Regions from separate parts of the Homo sapiens genome. Here all the other regions are linked to region 3. Evidence: chromatin contacts called from ENCODE Hi-C data. All regions are on one chromosome and are shown on one strand. Each heading gives the region's core, a stretch centred on a gene start or an enhancer-like site at or near the end of the contact. The rest is flanking DNA. Distances are from core to core; before and after follow the strand shown.

Region 1 (4,398 bases), core at 1,432-3,931, 2.0 Mb after region 3:
GTAAGTCCCGTGAGAAAAAGCCAAATGAAAATAGGAAGTACTGAAAATGAAAGCCACATACGTTTTGTAAGAATTTATCCTTCCAAATTCTTTTGGTATACTTTTTCTACAACAAAATAATTGAAATTGTTAAACTTTCAAATGAATATAATCTACATGGCAGCATATATTAGTGCAGCTATTTTTAAATTGAGTGTAGTGGCTTAGAAACACATTAAATGATAATTAGGCACCCTTTTTGACTTAATACAAATAAAACGAAAAGTAATAAGTGAAGCAGAATGATCTAGGAAGAAGTGTTGATCTATAATTAAATTGGGGTTTTTAAAAATCTGAAGCTCATTAATTTACCAGGCCAACTTTTGAAATGGTCTCTAGGTATCATTGCCCGACTATATTTCTGTTATCTCCATGCATTGTTATGTACTGTCACTCACTTTATTGCCACAGAACTTTGATAAACAGACATGCAATGCCATTTCAAAGTAGAGAAGACAAGCTACAGAGAGGGATTAACTATCCCCTCAAAACATGCCTGGCTAAGCAGTAATAATGACGGGGCTGGAACACAACTTTCTTGAGTCTGATATTATTTCATTGTAGACTATCGTATGCATTTTAGTGGTCACCAACCATTTAAAATCAAATTCAGTAAAAATAATTATTCTATCTTTCTTCTGATTGTTATAACACAAGTGAAACCAAATGCATTCTCTTTATGGAATTTTGTATGACTTGGACTCTGATAAATGTTACTTTATAAAATAAGCAGTAGTTCACGTTTTCAATATGTGCAGAGCTCTAATTTTAGATAGACCCAGCTTAAATATTCTAGACAAGTGGCTTAATCTCTACATGCTTCAGATTTCTTGTCTATAAAATAGATAATAATTTATATTTTATATTTGTGAGGATTTAAGAATACATATAATGTTCTTAATATAAAATAGGCTCAATAAATATTATTTACATAATTTTGATGTTGAAAATAACTATTTCCTATGGCACACATTTACCTATGTAACAAACCTGCACTCCTGCACATATATCCCAGAACTAAAAATAGATAAATAAGTAATGATAAAAGAAAAAAATGCTAAAGTGAATTCTTCACATTGAAAAATGAAACAATGAAATAATATGATTTCATATGAAACCATAGGAAAATATAAAGCTCTCTATAAAAGGTAAATATATATACAAGTATAAGACTGTTATCATAATGATGGTATATAAAACTCTCATAATTCTGCTATAGATTTAGTATAGTGTACTACTAAACTGTACACTTAAAAAGGTATAAAATGTTATATTTGTTTTAGTTCAATTAAAATTTTATAAAATGAAAAAAGAAAACTAATTCATAACATGGATGTATTAATTTATTATTTATTACCAAAATTGCATTTTATAAAGAAAAATAGCAATCTATGTTATAACCAAAGATACTCTGAAAAAAAAATCAGGTTAAAATATGGAAAAATATTTCAAACAAAAATATGTGAAAAAATGAAAAGTACAATAAAAATATCAACATGCGTTTTTATGAAGCTAGACAAGTTTATTTTAAAGTTTATGCAGAAAAATACATACACAAGAATAGGGCCTGGCATGGTGGCTTATGCCTATAATCCCAGCACTTTGCGAGGCCTTGGTGAGAGGACTGCTTGAGCCCAGGAGTTTATGACCAGCCTAGGCAACATTAGTGAGGCCCTGTCTCTACAAAACATTAAAAAAAATAATAATAACCAAGTGTGGTCCCAGTTACTCAGGAGGCTGAGGCAGGAGAATCACTTGAGCCTGGGAGGTCAAGGTTGCAGTGAGCCAGGCAGTGAGCACTCCAGCAGGCTGGGTGACAGAGTGAGGCCCTGTTTCAAAAAAAAAAAAAAAAAAAAAAAAACACTAAAAAGAAAAGCTGTAAGTGGGAACTAGTTATAACAAATGTTAAAACCTAGTATAAATCTTTTATACTTAAATCTTTTTATACTATAAATCTTTTAAACAGTGTGTCACCAGCTCATGATAAAAAGACTGATGAGTGGAACTGAATGGAAATTCTAGAAATAGATCCAGGTACATATTGAACTTGGGTATGTATGTGCATATCTGTACATTTACATCTATTTCCAAGTTCTCTGCCAAACCTGAAAACCCATTTTTGGGGATTTCTCTCCTGCACTGACTTGGTGTTACTGTCCTGGCAGGTGAACCTTGATTTTATTCCATGCTTCTAGTGATAGATTTTACCAGCATTGTTCATTACAACTTTCTGTATTGATGGAAATGTTCTAAAATCCGGGCTGTCCATTAGGGAAGCCACTGTCCATATGTGACTATTGAGCCTTTGAATTAGGCCAATGTGTGACTGAGAAACTTAGTTTTAAATTCTATTTAATTTGAATTAATTTATGTTTAAATAGTCATACAAGGTGTGTGGGGACGCTACTGGATGATCCTGCCCTATACTCTAAGCTCCTCCAGGAGAGGTCCAAGTCTGTTTAGTTCACATCAATGTCTAGTACAGTGCCTGAGGGATGACTAGTCTTTTTATTTCCAATCCGTATTAATTCTATTACATATGTATAGTAGGAGGGCTGGTTGCACCCTGATGTTCAGCTCCAAACCAGAAGATTAAATGCCCCAGTGCTGGATGTAGATGCTTAGAAGAAGCAGAAGCAGCTGCTAAGGGTGGGGCGTGATCAGGGAGGAGAACTGCAGCTTGTAATCGGTATTTCTTGCAAAGGCTTTTCCCTCTGCAAAAGTTCACTCTAATTTACATAAACCTCGGAGTATTGTTTTTAGATAATAGGGAGTAAAAAACAAAAGCAGACATAAATATATTTATCCACCTGCCTCAAGAAAATGATAGCTTTCTTAAAATAGTATTTTCAGCCTTTCTCTGGAGAAATATGTCTTTGAGGAAACATACACTCTCAATGGTTTAAGTAAACACGTCTCAGGAAAGCAGAACATCAGATGGAGGGCTCAACAGCAACAAAAGGAGGAAATCAGAATTTTATAAGAATTTCTGGTAATCTAAAGATTGTTTAAATCAGATCTTCATAGACAATTTTGGGCAAAGTCAAATAAAATGTTAATGCTGGTATAGAGAGAGCAAATGTTCTATGGGGCCATAAATGACTGACTGGACTTTCAGCTTTCCCAGTCCCTCAGCCGAGTAAGGAAAGCTACTCAACTTCTCTGATCATTAGCTCGTTTATCCGCAAAAGAGAATTGTATTGGGTAAGTGTGGTTTGCGGGGATGGAAATGTGGGTCAATGGTCAGCAGAGGTGAATTCCCCTCTACTAGTGTTTCCTGTCACACTATAGCTACCCCAAAGAGGTTGTCGTACAGGGTTAAACAATGTGAGAGCTGGAGAAGGTTCTAGAAATCACCCAATCAAATGAGGAAATCGACTAAAGAGGCAAAGACAAAAGTGATACCAGCAGCAGACTCTAAAAAAAGAACATGGCAAAAGTCACCAGGCTCACACCTGCTCCATGCTCTGGGTCACCATCTTCGAAATCAGGACTCTGCTGAAAGTTCAGAGATGCTAACACTCAAGTGCATATTTCAAGTACAGCTTTCTCACGCTGTGATTTCCATTATTTGTTTTTCTTTAGTTTGTTAAGTGTGTTGCCAGAGTGATGAGATTTCTTTATTCGAGCAAGTGATTACAATCACTTTACATTAAAAAAAAAAAAAGTCTCAACATTATATAGTAGGAAGACCAGCTTTTTGCTCAGTCTTCTACAGTTTTCTCTCTTTCAATGAGGCACTTTGGCGTATCTTAAATTTCAATGAACACAAACAACTTTCAGGGTTTTCTTTCTTTCTTTCTTTCTTTCTTTCTTTCTTTCTTTCTTTCTTTCTTTCTTTCTTTCTTTCTCTCTCTCTCTCTCTCTCTCTCTCTTTCTTTCTTTCTTTCTTTCTTTCTTTCTTTCTTTCTTTCTTTCTTTCTTTCTCTTTCTCTCTCTCTCTTTCGTTCTTTTACTCTGGGTGGCCTCTTTAGCTTCATTGTCTTTTCTCTTCCTGATCATAAGACACAGCATACAGATGTCTGATTGTGACAAAGGACTTGTGAAATTACACATTACAGACAAAGAATAGTTATGTCAGTTATGAAATTTTGTATTTTATAGTACAGTGCAGAAGTGCAATATCAATGTGTAGATCAAATATTTGCTTAAAAGAAAATTCCCTAAAGTCATACAATTTGGAAATTCGTTCAGATTTGAGTATGCTTTTGATTTACTTTACAGCAAGTATAAAATCCATTTTATTTTCTCTCCTGTTTCCTGATTTGGGTACTTAATTTTACATAGGTAAACATCTACAAACCTTTCCTCGTGTCAAGTTAATTTTCTCATATAGAATTTCTTTTTAGCACAGCTACA
Region 2 (4,880 bases), core at 1,694-4,193, 2.3 Mb after region 3:
AAAAGTTAACTATAAAAGACATTATGGAAAATATGGAGAATTTGACTATGGACCAAGTATTAAATGTTAATAAGCAATTATCATTCATTGATTTGGCAGGTTAATGATATTTGGTTATCTGAAAAATATCTATTTTTAGAGCTACACACTGCAGCATTTTGGAGAGAACTATCACAATATCAACAATTTACTTTAGAACACATTGGCAGAATAAAATGTTTGAAGCAGATACAGAAAAATGTTAAGATCTGTAGAATCAAGGTGATAAAAATATGGGTGCCCACTGGAATACTGTTTATATTTTCTATATGTTTGACACTTTTCATAACAGAATATTCATGTAATCTTTGACTTATCCTCTTAATAACCGCCATATTGGCCAGGCATGGTGGCTCACTCCTATAATCCCAGCACTTTGAGAGGCTGAGGTAGGAGGAATGCTTGAGGCCAGGAGTTAAAGGCTACCCTAGGCAACACAGAGAGATATTGTCTCTACAGAAAAAAAAAAAGTTGGCTGGATACAGTGGCATATGCCTGTAATCTCAACTACTAGGGAGGTTGAGGTGGGAGGATCACTTGATATCAAGAGTCTGAGGCTTCCATGAGCTATGGTCACACCATTGCACTCCAGCCTGGACAACAGAGCAAGACCTTGTCTCAGAAAAGAAAAAAAAAATCTGCCATGTCTATGTTGGTAAATGACATGTCTCTGTCAGCCAGTTCTATCTGGAAAAATGAATCCAAAGTCTAAGCATGTCTCACCATCTCTCCCACTCCCAGCTTAATTTAAGTCACCATCTTTTGCCTGGATTAATCCATTTTTCATTTAACCTGTCTCCTGCTTGCCTGTATCAATTATTCCATCCACTCATATATACACCACTCTCTCCACTTAGTGGCCACATATCCATTTTAAAAGGAAATTATGTTACTTTTCTATTAAAATCCCCAAATAGCTCCCCGGTTTTTTTTGTTTTTGTTTTTGTTTTTTTCAGAATAAAAGTAAAAACTCATACAAAGCTTGTAAGGCCCTTCATGACCCACCCTCAGCCGCATTTGTGACCTACTCTTTCCCCTGCTGACTCCACTTGAACATGACTTTCTTGCTCAATTCTTTGCACTTTTCGTTTCCTCTGCTTGGACCATGTTTTCCTTCATATATCGATATGGCTCTCTTTCCCCATTACTTTCAGCTTTCTTCTAAAACTCCACAGTCAATGAAGCCTTCCTTGCCCACTGTGTATAGAAGAGGAAATATTTTCATCTGATTGCCTGGTAGTACATACCATCACTTGACATAATAGAAATACATTTATTTGATTTTTTTGAATTCCCCCTCTACCACTAGGATTTAAGCTCCTTGAGGTCAAGAACTTCATGATTCTGCTCTCTGCTATGTTTACTAGTTCCTAGAATAGTGTCTGGCACACAGTAGGTGCCCAATAAATATAAATAAATAACTAATATTCTTTTAAAAACCCCAAATTAAAAAATAAGTTATAAAGCTGCGATTTCAACTGCATTAAAGAAAACAAAAGCACAACACTGCAAAACAATCATTTAAGCAAAAAGCTTCTCTTTAAATTGGTATTTTATAAAGGAAGTCTAAAATTACAACTATTTCTATTAATTCCTAAAATAAGACAAAAATACTTAATAAAGAACCAGAGTTATCAAAGTTAAGTTTTCTGATAGGTATCTAGATCCCTTAGAAAAAATATTTAGCATGAAAAAACAAGCAACCCCTTATTACTGCCAAGTTTTAAAAACAAAAAAGCAATTCAGTCTCTATCTCATGTCTACTCCTTATATCTACAAACTTAAAGTCAATAGAAAAATCATATTTGAGAACTGGTAAAAAATCTTTTCTAAATTAAAACTCTAAATTAATAGTAGCATTGAAAATAAACACCGACCCTTTTGCTCAGAACTTAAATCAGTTTGCCTTCCAGAAACAAGTCATCAGTGATAAAATCAGACAGTGGACCTGAAAGCAGCAGCCCGTATGACACTAGTTTGTTTTGAAAAGCAAGCCCATTGCCTTATCCTAGACTTGAACTCAGAGTGCTGTCTCTCATCCCCATCGGGGCACAGAGCTTCATCATCTCACAAGAGAAAGGAAAATGCAAAAAAGCAGGTGGCCCAGGGGATGACAACCAGTAAGGAAAGATGAAGCCAAGACAAAATTCACCCTATGAAACTGCCAAATGATGCAGTAAACCTATCTCCCATGAAAGGAACTGTAACAATAAGATGACCTTAGTCACTAGGTTAGGAAGGTAAGAAAAAAAAGCCTTTAGATTGCAAGAAAATTGATAAAAAGGGAACAGCTTAATTTTTTTCATGAGAAAACAGACACACATCCTAACCCTCTTGACTAAACAATTAACATTTTTAGGTGACCTAGAAATAAAGTATAATGTAAGGACTTATGTAAAGTCATTAGGTACAAATAACTCTCTGGAAAACATTTTTAAAATGCTCCAACACAAGGCATCAGGTAGTCATGACCTTGCTCTGCTCTCATCCAATTATGACAAACTGTTTAATATGAAAGCTATATTGAGACACCTAAATCCCCTAAACTCCTTGAAAAAAAAAGATGAATTTCAAAGTGGTAATTATCACTTATTCATAACTTGACAACAGTGTAAGCATCCCCCAAGTAGACAATCCAAGATTAAAATATAGGTATAATTCAACATTAATATGCAACTGACTTGGTTCTCAGTCCTTTGGTAACTTCCCAATTCATACTCTAGAGTACAGACCTTTTTAGCACGCCAGTTTGCAATGAACCAGCAATGTAAAACAGAATGGCCAACTGTTCCTCTGTTGGTAACAAATGTGCTAATATATACTAGTTTAAACTTGATCTATCAGTGAGTCAATGAACCGTGAAGGGTGGGGGTTAATCAGGGTGTTCTCCAAACAAAGGCTCATGAGAGCGGCAGGGACGCCACTCCCAGACTCACATCTGTGCTGTTTTGAGTGCAGCATGATGGAAATGGCATGGTGTTCATCAAAGTTAAGAGCCCAGAACCTTGTCATACTCTTGTGTATATTCACCACTATTTTACACAGAAAAGCAACCAAGTTGTTGCAAAGATAAAACCCAAACACAGGAAATAGAAACCTCAGTTAACCACAAGTCTCAGGAGCTATTAATATTAAACTATGCCCAGTTAATGTGTAACAGTGATGGTAAAAGCCTTTCCTACATAAGATTTGACAACTTTCCAGTAGAGGTCTGAGTTAGAGATATTTTATATTGGCAATTTATATTAAAATGCATCAATTTCACCTTATTATCCACAAAAGCTTATAGATGCAGATCTTTACATACACAGATGAAAATAATTTTAATGCCGTAAGTCAAAGTAAAAACAAAGCCATGTAACTTCTAAATTTACATGCAGCCCAGCAATGTAAACATATCTCTGTTTCTAATAGCTAAAACTGACTGAACAGTAATTAGCAGAATCACCTGCTGCCGGAATAATCACCTCAATACTTCAGAATTTAAATGATAAAAGAGCTAAGACTATTTAAATAGAGAGCAAGAGAACAGCGAAGAAGAAAAATTCAGCCAAATGTGTCATCCATATATCTTTATCATTTTTTATCCTGATATAATGAATTTTTACTCATTTTAGAAGATGCTATAGAGTAGACCTATTTAACTATATCACTTTTCCTAATTAAAAATCCAGACTAAAAAGAGATATACGTAACTGGCTTTAGGAAATTCTTTTTCCCTACTCTACATAGAAGTCAACCACAAAATTAGTTAAAATAATTAGCATTTAAATACAATTAACCTCATAAAAAATCCAATTCAAATGATAGTTGTATATTTAATCCTTCATGAACTAGAAAATTATAAAATTATTAGAGAACACTTTTATGAATATGTTTTACCTTAATGATTTTATCAATTAAAAAGCTTTTTCAAAGTATCCTTTCTGGATCATATGTAAGTAATTAGGTGTGGCTTTTAAGATAAATTTTTAGTTATTTGCAGGGCCTCCAAAAAAAATAATTTTTAGCATTCCAAGAACATATGTTCCATTATAAAGAGTCGTGAAAAGACTTGTGTACTATATGTTGAAGACCAATTAGAGAGTTTAAAATTTTTAATTAAAAATAAACTGTATATTTATCATGTACATCATGTTGTTTTGAAATATATATACATTGTGAAATGGCTAAATTGAGCCAATTTACATATGCATTATCTCACATACTTATCATTTTGTGGTATGAACAGAAAATCTACTCTTAACAATTTTCAAGTATACTTTATAATTAACTATACTCACCATGGTATACAATAGACCTCTTGAACTTCTTCCTCCTATCTAACTGAAATCCTGTATCCCGTGACCAACATCTCCTTGATCCCTCAGCCTATCGCATACCCCTGGTCACTACCATTCTATTCTACTTCCTTGAGTTCAACTTTTAAAATTCCACATATAGGAAAGATCATGTGGTATTTTTCTTTTGGTGGCTGGCTTATTACACTCAGCTAATGTCCTCCAGGTTCAACCACGTTGTGGCAAATGACAGGATTTCCTTCTCTTCAAAGGCTGAATGGTATCCCATTGTGTATACACACCATATTTTCTTTATCACTTGTCCATTGATAGATACTCAGATTGATCCCTTATCTTGGCTATTGGGAACAATGCTGCAATAATCACTAAAATACAGTTCTCTTCAATATACTGATTTCCTTTGGATATATTCCCAGTCGTGGAATTGCTGGATCATATGGTAGTTCTACTTTAAACTGTTTGAGGAACCTCCATTCTCTTTTCCATCACAGCTATACTAATTTACACTGTCACTAACAGTGGGCTAGAGTTCCTTTTTCT
Region 3 (4,596 bases), core at 1,455-3,954:
GATTCTATTCACATGCAATGTCCAAAATAGGCAAATCCATAGAGACATAAAGTAAATTAGTGGTTGTCAAATATGGGGAAGGGGGAATAGTAACAAAAGCTACCAGGTACAAGGTTCTTTTTAGGGTAATAACGTTCTTGGATTAGTGCCGACATTTGCATAATTTTGTGAATATATTAAAACTACTGAATTGCATACTTTAAAAAAGTGAATTCTATGGCATATGAATTATATCTCAAAGAAAACTATTATAAAAATTTAAGTCTCTGCTTTTTTTTCTTTTGAGACAAAGTCTGGCTGTCACCCAGGATGGAATGCAGTGGTCCAATCATGGCTCACTTCTCTGCTTGCTACTTTTTATTAGTAAATATTCTACTTTCCTCAAGAGGTTGCTCATGTTGCTTGTAACAGCTTTAAAAGATCTTTGAAGTTAGCTACTATACAGATGAATGGTATTTTTAGTAAAGTAAAACTACTATAACAGAGAAACTTTCTAAAAATCGGATTAGTTTGGTACAATTTCATTTTTTCAAAAGAAATGTCATTAATACCAAGTTCATTTTTAGAGAGTGGAAAAGCTTCAACAAGTCCTTATAAAAATACATTTTTTAAAAAGGTCAAAATGCAATACTTTGTTTTCTTAATTATTGGACATTTCATTTTCAGATATATCATTAGTAGATTACCTGTTTAAAATGTCATTAAATGCCTAGCAATGAATTAAAACCCAAGTAGATGCAACTTTGTGACCTCTACTTACAACTTTCTACATTCTGCATTCTGTTGTCAGATTCCTAGTCCATCACTAGCTCCTAATCTCTTACATCAATTATTCCATTCAATTCTTATTCACAGGGGCTAAAATGTTTGGTAAATGCAATCAATTCATTTTTCTAATGCTGGGGAAAAACTAGAGTGGGCCCAATTTTTAAGGTTAAATTTAGTCCAGAATGTTTGAATAAATATTCAACAAAACGATTTCCTGGAATTTGGAACATAAAAACAGCCTATAGAGTTGTGAAATGCTTTCTAGGTCCTTGGGGAATTTTTTCACGTATTTAGTCATGGGGCAAAGTATTACGTATAAAAGCTTCCTGGTCCTAGAACAAAGACGTATTTTACTGCTCAAAGCTAAAGGAATTAGTATTGTTAAACTAAAATAGCATACCAATGAAACCAGCTAGGTATTGGCATAACTTAACCAAGGTATGTAACCAAAGATAAATTGTACCTTATTATGCATTCTTCCTTGGGAGGAAAAATTCTCACATTAATAAGATTTAGCCAGCCAAAACAGAAAAAGTATATAGATATATGTGTGTCTGTGTATGTAGGTATGTATAAGGATTAGGATTTTGAGTGGCAATTTAAATTTGACGGTTTGCCAAGCTATGCTGGGATACATAGTGGGCATGCTTGACACAAGCAAAACGTGAAGTAAGAGACGACCTGTCAAACAGCTGCTATCTAGTTACTCCCTCGGCAGCACTCCCAACTTCTCCCGCGATGTCTGTGTGTAAGAGAAAGATGTCAAAGCACCAAGAAAACCACGGGGGCTGTCAGAGCAACAGCCAAGTCCAAACCGTGCATCCCAGGGTGAAATCCCACCCGTACCCTCAAGAGCTGGTCAGACTGCGGCTCTTTTCTAATATGAGTCTACCTAAAATAGAAAAATAAACACAACCACAGACCCTGGCCAACCCTCTCTCTCCTCCCCTTTGTGACTCTCCCAAACGCTGGAGGGATGTTAACCTCTGGCAGGCCCGTGGAAGCCAAGCCCCGCGACCTGAGGAGGCGTCCAGGAGCCTCGGCGCAGCCCTGGGGCCTCGAGCCCGTGTCCTCCACCCACCCGACAGGGCCGGTCACCGGTCACACAAAGGAGCCAGTCGCGGGCGCTGGACGCGGGACTCGCCCGAGAGCAGGGAGCCACATCTGGTTCCTGCACGCTGGCAAAAGAGACCCGCTGGAAAATAAGGACTAACGCCCAAACCTGTTGCACAATTCGGGTCCCTTTCACCCAGAAATGAACAAGGGCGCTCAGGAACGGAAAAGCGCGCGGCCCGGTCTCTGCGGGCCGCGGCCGCACCCGGCAGACGGCGCGGAGGCAAAGGCGGCCCGCAGGGCTCCCACCTCCGGCGCTTTGTCTGTGGCGGCAAGGCGGTGGGGGCGGTCGGGGCGTTGGGAGCAGAGGCGGTGGCGGGGCGGGGGCGCCCCTCCTTCACTGCGTAGCCCCTCCGCCCCGCGGCCCGCGCAGGGGAAGAAAGCCGGGCCCGCTACCGCCGCCGCCGCCGACTGCACCGGCCCAAGCCGGCCACCCGGCCGCGGGGCCTGCGCGCTTCTCCCGCCCGGGCCGAGCGGCGGCCACACTCACCTGGCTGGCGCTGACGCTAGCGGCCGGCGGCTCCGGGGCGTTGGGGAAGACAGGGGAACGCTAGCGAGGTGCGGGCGGAGGCGGAGGGCGCGGCGGGAGGAAGGCGGGCTGGGGGCGGAGCGGGCCCGGGCGGCGGCGGCAGCAGCGGCGACGGCTGCGGCTCCAGTCACTCGCGGCAAATCGCGTCCCGGCCCCTCCGTGCGTCAGGCGGGGAGCGGGGGTGCGGGTGGCCCGGCGACCTCTCGGCACCCGCGGCCCGAGCCGCGTCCGCGCGACCCCGCGCGCGCCCGGGTGACGGCGGTACAGCAACCCGCCCGGCGCGGGAAGGAGGAAGGAGGCGGGGCGGGGCGGGGCGTCCAACCGGGCCTGGGGCTGAGGGCTGGGCGCGAGTGGGACTCTGGCGCTCCGGACGGACCCTGCCGTCCCCACCCCTAGCCGAGGCCCAGGCTCCCCAGGCGGGAGGCAGTCTTGGAGAGTGGAAGGGTACCTAGATCTGGAGTCAGAAGTCTGGGCTTAAGAGAGGGTCCGTTACTTGACACCCTGGCAGGTCATTTATTTCCTCTGGCCTCATGCTGGAGTTCGAAGGTTCGAGTACAAAGTCTCCAAGAGCTGCTCCCAAGTACTCACTGCCAAGCGGTGGTGTGGCTGAAGGATGAAGGCAGATGAAAGGGAAAGGGTTGCGGTGAGGAAGGGCTGGATTCAGGGCATTTGTTTTGCTTTGAGGATCTTTCCACTGGACAGTCCAAAATTAATCCACAATGGGGCTCCCTGATAATGGCTACTTCCCCATTTTTACCAACCTAGTTATTTTTCTCCAAGTATACTGACTTAAGAGTCCTTGTTTTCATTTTATTGCGCAAATCATTTGTATGTCATTTCCTGAATTCAGTTCAAAAGAGTCATCAGCAAATTCACACCAGATCAGAGCAGCTGTGTGGTCCCAATTTCAAGACTTCCATATTATTCACTCAGCCACTCACTTCAGTATCACCTAATTCCGTTGATAAAATCTTCCTATTCCAACAACTAAGCAACCAAATTTCTCTCCACTAAAGTTTTCTGACTTAAAATCCCGTGGATTAATTCTTCCTCTTAATTCTGTGAATATCAGTCTGTCTCCATGACTTCCACCTCTTTGCCACTCTAGGTCAAGCCTTTAACTTCACTGCTGCTTCAGTTCCATATAACTGCCAGAGAGAATGCTCCAAAAAGACAGAGCTAAGCATGAAACGTCCCTCTTTAAAATCATTCAAAGTCTCTCCACCTGGTTGAATCAGGTTCAAACTCATTACCATGGTTTACAAAGCCATTTAAAATCTGATCTATTGACCTCCTTGGCTCCAGCTTCAACTCCTAATATATCTACGTATCACACAAATTCAACAGACTTTGTCTTTGTGCCCTTGTAGTTTTCCCCCACCTGAAATCCATCCCTCATTTAACCAGTTGAACTCCTATTGTCCTTCAAGATAATGAAGATAATGCATCCCTTCCTCCTTGGAATCTTCCCTGACATCATCTCCTTTCACCACATCTGTATCCTTACCCCACACATTTACAATGAATTAAATACTCTTTTTCTCTCTGCTTTCATAAAATCGTCTATCTACAGTATTCCCTATGATAATCTTTAATACTTGCTTTTTTCCTGTTGCTTTGCTTGGTGGCCTTTTCTTCCTAGACTGTGTGTTCCTTAAAAGGACAGGGATTTTGTCTAGTTCATTTTTTTTGCTCCCCAGAACATAGCACAGTGCTCAGCACAAAAAAGGTTCTCTTTAACTGTTTGCTGAAGCGTTGAAATAATTTTCCATCCCAACAAATAGATGTTGAGCATCTACTCAACGAAAAGAAAATACAGGGAAGTCCACAGTCCCAGCCTTTTTTAGCCTTCCGTGGTATTCTGTTTTTCCCTTCTCTACTATGTGGCATTCTCTGCTTATCATTTTAAACTCTCTCCAACTACCATTCACATTCTTTGCTTATCCTAGTAAAACAAGAGCATGCCAAGCAATCCATTATAATAATTCACAAAATATCCCTGCCCTTCCTCTTTACATACTTCTGGTTCCACATTGTATTACCTAGGTGTTAGATAAGAGGTAACTGCTATAATGGAAAAAACATTAAACTATAAATTCAGAGAATGAAATTTGGATGCTACGTTTTCCAATAACTACTGAATGAACTTAGCTCAATCACTTATAGTCATGAGGCTTTACTTCTGG
Region 4 (4,239 bases), core at 1,529-4,028, 2.5 Mb after region 3:
TTAATACATGTAAACCAAAGCTCAGAGGGAATAAGTACTTTGCTTAAGGTTATATGGTTGGTAAGTACCTGAACTGAGATGAAAATGTAAGTCAGTTTTTGTCTCGATTTAAGTATTCTAAAACTCATTGTTCTTTTTGCTAAAATATAGCTCAGTTTTACTCTTACAGTACTGTTGGATATTTTTTTATCTTTAAGTAACTATACATTGAAAGTATTGAATATTTCATTTCAAATTCTTGAGGGAAGGGTACATTTATTACTGTCAGTCTCAAATGCAAGAACTTGACAAATGTTAGCCATAATTAAGTGTTAGCATTTGCTATGTATTTTAAAGTACAAATGACAGTGCTAAGCACTTTCATTCACAAGGAAGGATGCGAAATATCTCTTGCTTTCATGGGTCATATAACCTGTTTGGTTAGTCAGTCCCTGTATTTGTGATGACAGCTTAGCAAATTGATAGTGCTTATCTTTATGGCTCTTTAGTTGAACTTGATTTTGATCTATTGAAATGGAAGTATTGGAAGTACTAACTTCACATTACTTACACACTCACAAAATATGAGTTTATCAAACATGAGAAAAATTATTTAAAGAAACGATAACACTGGCCTTTAAGCCCATTTGAAGTTCTGTACTTTTTCGTAGTCTGCAGGAAACTTACATCTTCAGAAACTCACTCAGAAGCATTCTTGAGTTATGAGACAAATCATTAATAATTAGGAACTCTAACATGAAGTTTCCAAATCCTTGAAATCTTCCTAAGGAAAGGAGATATACACCCTTAATATGAAATTGAACCTTTTGTTTCTTTTCTAATAAGGGCAGGGCTGATTTTATCTTATTTGAAAAAATATTTTGATTTTGTCATTTTATTTTAATAAAAACATCTAGCTGAATTCCTTCTTTGCTGTTTTCTCAAGTTTATCTTGGCTAGATGAAATTCTCTTTCCTGATGTTAGATTAAAATGTAAAATGTGGTTAATTGCACTTTCCTGCATACTATCATCTTTAAAAATTAAGTTAGAGAAGGTGAGAAATGGGCTTATACCTTCACCTTTCCTTTAAAAATAAAACAGATGTTAATTATTATGTGGACATACCATATTATAAAGTTATACCATAGAGTCATAGTTTCCCAGAAGTATGTCAATATTATATTTTAAATTGCAAAGAAAAGATTATATCAGCATAATAGTTAGATCCAATGAACTGAGAGACACAATTTTATGGGATAGCTATTAATGAGTTGCACAGTTCAAATACAACTTCTGAGTTCACTTAAATCTAGCTGTGCTATGTAAAAAGACAAAGGAGGCAGTGAGAGCTTAGCTGGGTTTCAAACCCATAAAGCTGGCTCTGAACAGCATGAGTCACTCAGAGATAAAGGCATTCAGTGATTTACTTGAATCCATTCGGTGCCAGCCTGGAAAAGATTTGGGAAATTAGCAGTGTCCTCACTTTTTTGATGGCGTGGCTAAAGAAAGGCTAATTCATGAAAAGGAGAAACCCTTTTCATTTGACATTGGATTTCCTCCTAGCTCAAACACAAATGGCATTACTAATAACACAATGTGCTGGGAGACTAGCAGGATATTGTGTCCCTTTAAGAATAGGCTACCATCTTGAGCATAATAACTAACTGGTGACCTGGGTAATTTTGAATCCATAAACAATTTCATTTGACAGATTATCCCTTCTTGCTTAAAAAAAAAAAAGACATCAATAAGAGTTCACTAATTTCCCAAGCAGCTGTGATTTGTAATGAACTTGACAGTTTCCATTTTTACTCTGTGAATGATTTCTTGGCCTGGTTAGAACGTTTGATTCAGGTACATGCAGATTCTTTGTGGAACATTAGACTGATAAACTATGCTTACAATGAGAAAGTACATTATCTGCCATCTTTTCTCTTTGAAGATGTTGACAGTCTGACCATAATTTGACCATTAGCATAACTGAGAAATTGGGCTATGTTAAGTTAACCACAAACTCATCATCATGACCCTAGATGGTATTTGAGTCTCCTCCCCAAAGACAGCACTGCCTCTTCTGAATTCAGGAAAGATGTCAGAGCTCATTTCCGGTTCATCAAGGCCCACACAGGGTCTCCTTGTCAGTGGGTGGAATGATATAGAATGTATGCTGGGACCTTCCCAGAGATGGAATGAAAGAAACAGGAAACAGTTACTTAATGCTAAGAGCTTGTCAACCCCAGACTTCAGGAAAGACCAGAAGGTGATCAATCATACTTTGACCTGAATGCATGTTTTGTCACATTATATCTGTAGGAGCTGCAGCCATGCTTTATGTCTTCCTGTTGGCTTCCTTATTCAGAAAGCACCAACCTAGGGTTGATGGCTGTTCTTGCCCTCCAAGGTCACTTCATGGCTGAAACTTGAATGGGTTTCATTGTATCTTTAAGAGCAGCTCTTTCCTCAGTTTTCTAGTTACTAGCCTTGACAACCTGGAAAGAGTGTTTTACTTATCCTCCTTAATGTCCTCTGCACACGCAGATGATTTGCAGGGAGTATGATTCTACTTCTGGCCTTGGTTTCCCTCCCACCTAAAGTTTCTCTCTCTGTAATTGGCACAGTCTCCTGATACATGGATTGGAGTTAAACTTATTTTAAAACCTGATTTCTGCTAATGTGCATATATCATCCCTAGTTCAATAATAAACCTTTTTTGTTGTTGCTCCTAGCATAATTTGTAAATTACTTCCCAGAGCCGCCTTTACTAAATGTCTGTGACCTTATTGTCAAGAAAGGCTTGACAAGCAGAAGCTGCTGCCTGGGGGCTGGAATGTCCCACTTCCTGTTCTTTCTCTCCAAGCTGCAGCATTGTATCCAAACAAAAACTGAACTCAGTGCACATGTGACCCAGAATTAGTTTGAAATGAAACTCTCTGAAGATGAAAAACTTTACACATTAACTCCTTGTTCCACTCCATCTACTTGCAGTGCTAAGACCACAAAGAGGGCCTTTTAAAAAGAACCAAAATAAACAAATGGATAGCTCAAGCTGTGGATAGAAAAAACAAGCAAACAGCAGCTGCATATAGCATCAGATTAACTGCTGCTGAGCTCTGACAAAATGGCAAGAATCTAAGACAAAGGAGTAGTACTGTTCAAGTAAATGAACCCATAGCCTTGGACTCTACTCAATCCCAGGAGGGTATTTTAGTGTAAAGGAAATCAGTTCTTGGACCCAAACCAAGGGTGTTTATGACTAGAAGGAGCAAAAGAATCCTATGTCTTCACTACAAAAGTACCATTCCTACAGAACCATTTCTTCTGTTATAGAAGCCTGGAAGAACTACCACACCATTCTTCTGTTATAGACACCTGGAACTCATCTTGATGTTTTCCTTGTAGCCATGACTCTAGTTTTTCTATCAATCATTTACTAAGATACTATAAAGAAAGGGCACAAAGCTAGATATTAAACTGGAGGTTTGCTTTCCTTCCTTTAGGAGATGATTTAGCAATAAGTCACAATATGAATGGAAACAGGAAATCACCAGCCAATCACCAAGGTGGCTTCCTTTAAGATGACAGATATAAGGAAAGAAAGCTCAATTTTTAAAGAGGAGTTGCCACCCAGGAGAGGGAAGAAGTTGGGAAGAGGGAAGGAGTTGGAAAGATGGTGATCTGGGGTCCATGAGGAGGTAGTAAGTACCTAGCAGGTGGCTGTGAGCTGTGAGAAGGCTGAGCACCAGGGCTATAAATCCCCTGGGTTCTTGCCAGGCAGGGAATAAAAACCCATGGCTGAGTATGACACTGTTTGTGGTGGCAGAGGTGGGGGTGCCTTTCCCCTAGGAGCCTCTGTGGCAGGGCTCTGCTGTAGTCCTAGTGGTAGCCATTGGAACAGTGGGCCTTGCCTGTGCAGGGTTCTGAGGCAACCTTTAGGGCATAGGCAGCACTTCCCCTTTCTTAAGCCCACTCACTCCCTGCCTCCTCCCCAGTGAGATCCCTAGAACCCAGCATTCATAAAGACTTTTCATGGCTAATGAGCAACAAAGCAGTGCCCAGCAAGATAAGTACAATACAACCTGAATTTACACTGTTCAACACCAGTGAGTTAGCCAAAACTTGAAAGAGCTATAACTCACAAGGCATGGCCACCCTGTGGGAGGAATCCACCAGGATGTGCCCACATATCACTGAAGATGGGAAGCACTTCCCCACCCTGAATATTTGCTTCCATAGAGTAGGATGCTACCTTGGTTTCTGTG

What was found. Hi-C counts contacts between places; a loop is a spot of excess contacts on that map. Pooled maps may share reads with other maps.
Region 1: a pooled map shows a loop between it and region 3 (2.5-fold over the local background). The contact joins the enhancer-like site here to the promoter of SESTD1 in region 3. A Hi-C loop is called at or near these places in 5 of 37 single-sample maps with no recorded cell type and 4 of 50 pooled maps.
Region 2: a loop to region 3 is called in a map with no recorded cell type, with 3 times the contacts of the local background. The contact joins the enhancer-like site here to the promoter of SESTD1 in region 3. A Hi-C loop is called at or near these places in 2 of 37 single-sample maps with no recorded cell type and 2 of 50 pooled maps.
Region 4: a loop to region 3 is called in a map of breast epithelium, with 35 times the contacts of the local background. The contact joins the enhancer-like site here to the promoter of SESTD1 in region 3. A Hi-C loop is called at or near these places in 1 of 168 maps with a recorded cell type or tissue (breast epithelium), 1 of 37 single-sample maps with no recorded cell type and 5 of 50 pooled maps.

What each region holds. Positions count from the first base shown.
Region 1 is chr2:181,309,355-181,313,752 of GRCh38, forward strand. All of the region lies in intron 3 of LINC01934 (long intergenic non-protein coding RNA 1934), which reads left to right. Among named protein-coding and RNA genes, the nearest start is that of MIR4437, 5.9 kb to the left of the region's middle. RefSeq lists a silencer at 394-594 and an enhancer at 3,514-3,563. Within about 2 kb of position 2,682, at least 7 of the 41 ENCODE cell types and tissues checked have a DNase peak (open chromatin) inside an H3K27ac peak, as active enhancers do.
Region 2 is chr2:181,583,853-181,588,732 of GRCh38, forward strand. All of the region lies in intron 2 of CERKL (CERK like autophagy regulator), which reads right to left. Among named protein-coding and RNA genes, the nearest start is that of CERKL, 71 kb to the right of the region's middle. Within about 2 kb of position 2,944, at least 2 of the 41 ENCODE cell types and tissues checked have a DNase peak (open chromatin) inside an H3K27ac peak, as active enhancers do.
Region 3 is chr2:179,262,128-179,266,723 of GRCh38, forward strand. It overlaps SESTD1 (SEC14 and spectrin domain containing 1), which reads right to left and starts at 2,705. Exons shown (of 18, transcript NM_178123.5): 1 at 2,372-2,705. RefSeq lists an enhancer at 1,437-1,506 and silencers at 1,835-1,998, 2,107-2,176, 2,187-2,806.
Region 4 is chr2:181,777,438-181,781,676 of GRCh38, forward strand. No RefSeq gene overlaps it. Among named protein-coding and RNA genes, the nearest start is that of NEUROD1, 99 kb to the left of the region's middle. Within about 2 kb of position 2,779, at least 8 of the 41 ENCODE cell types and tissues checked have a DNase peak (open chromatin) inside an H3K27ac peak, as active enhancers do; they include breast epithelium, where a contact is called at or near this core.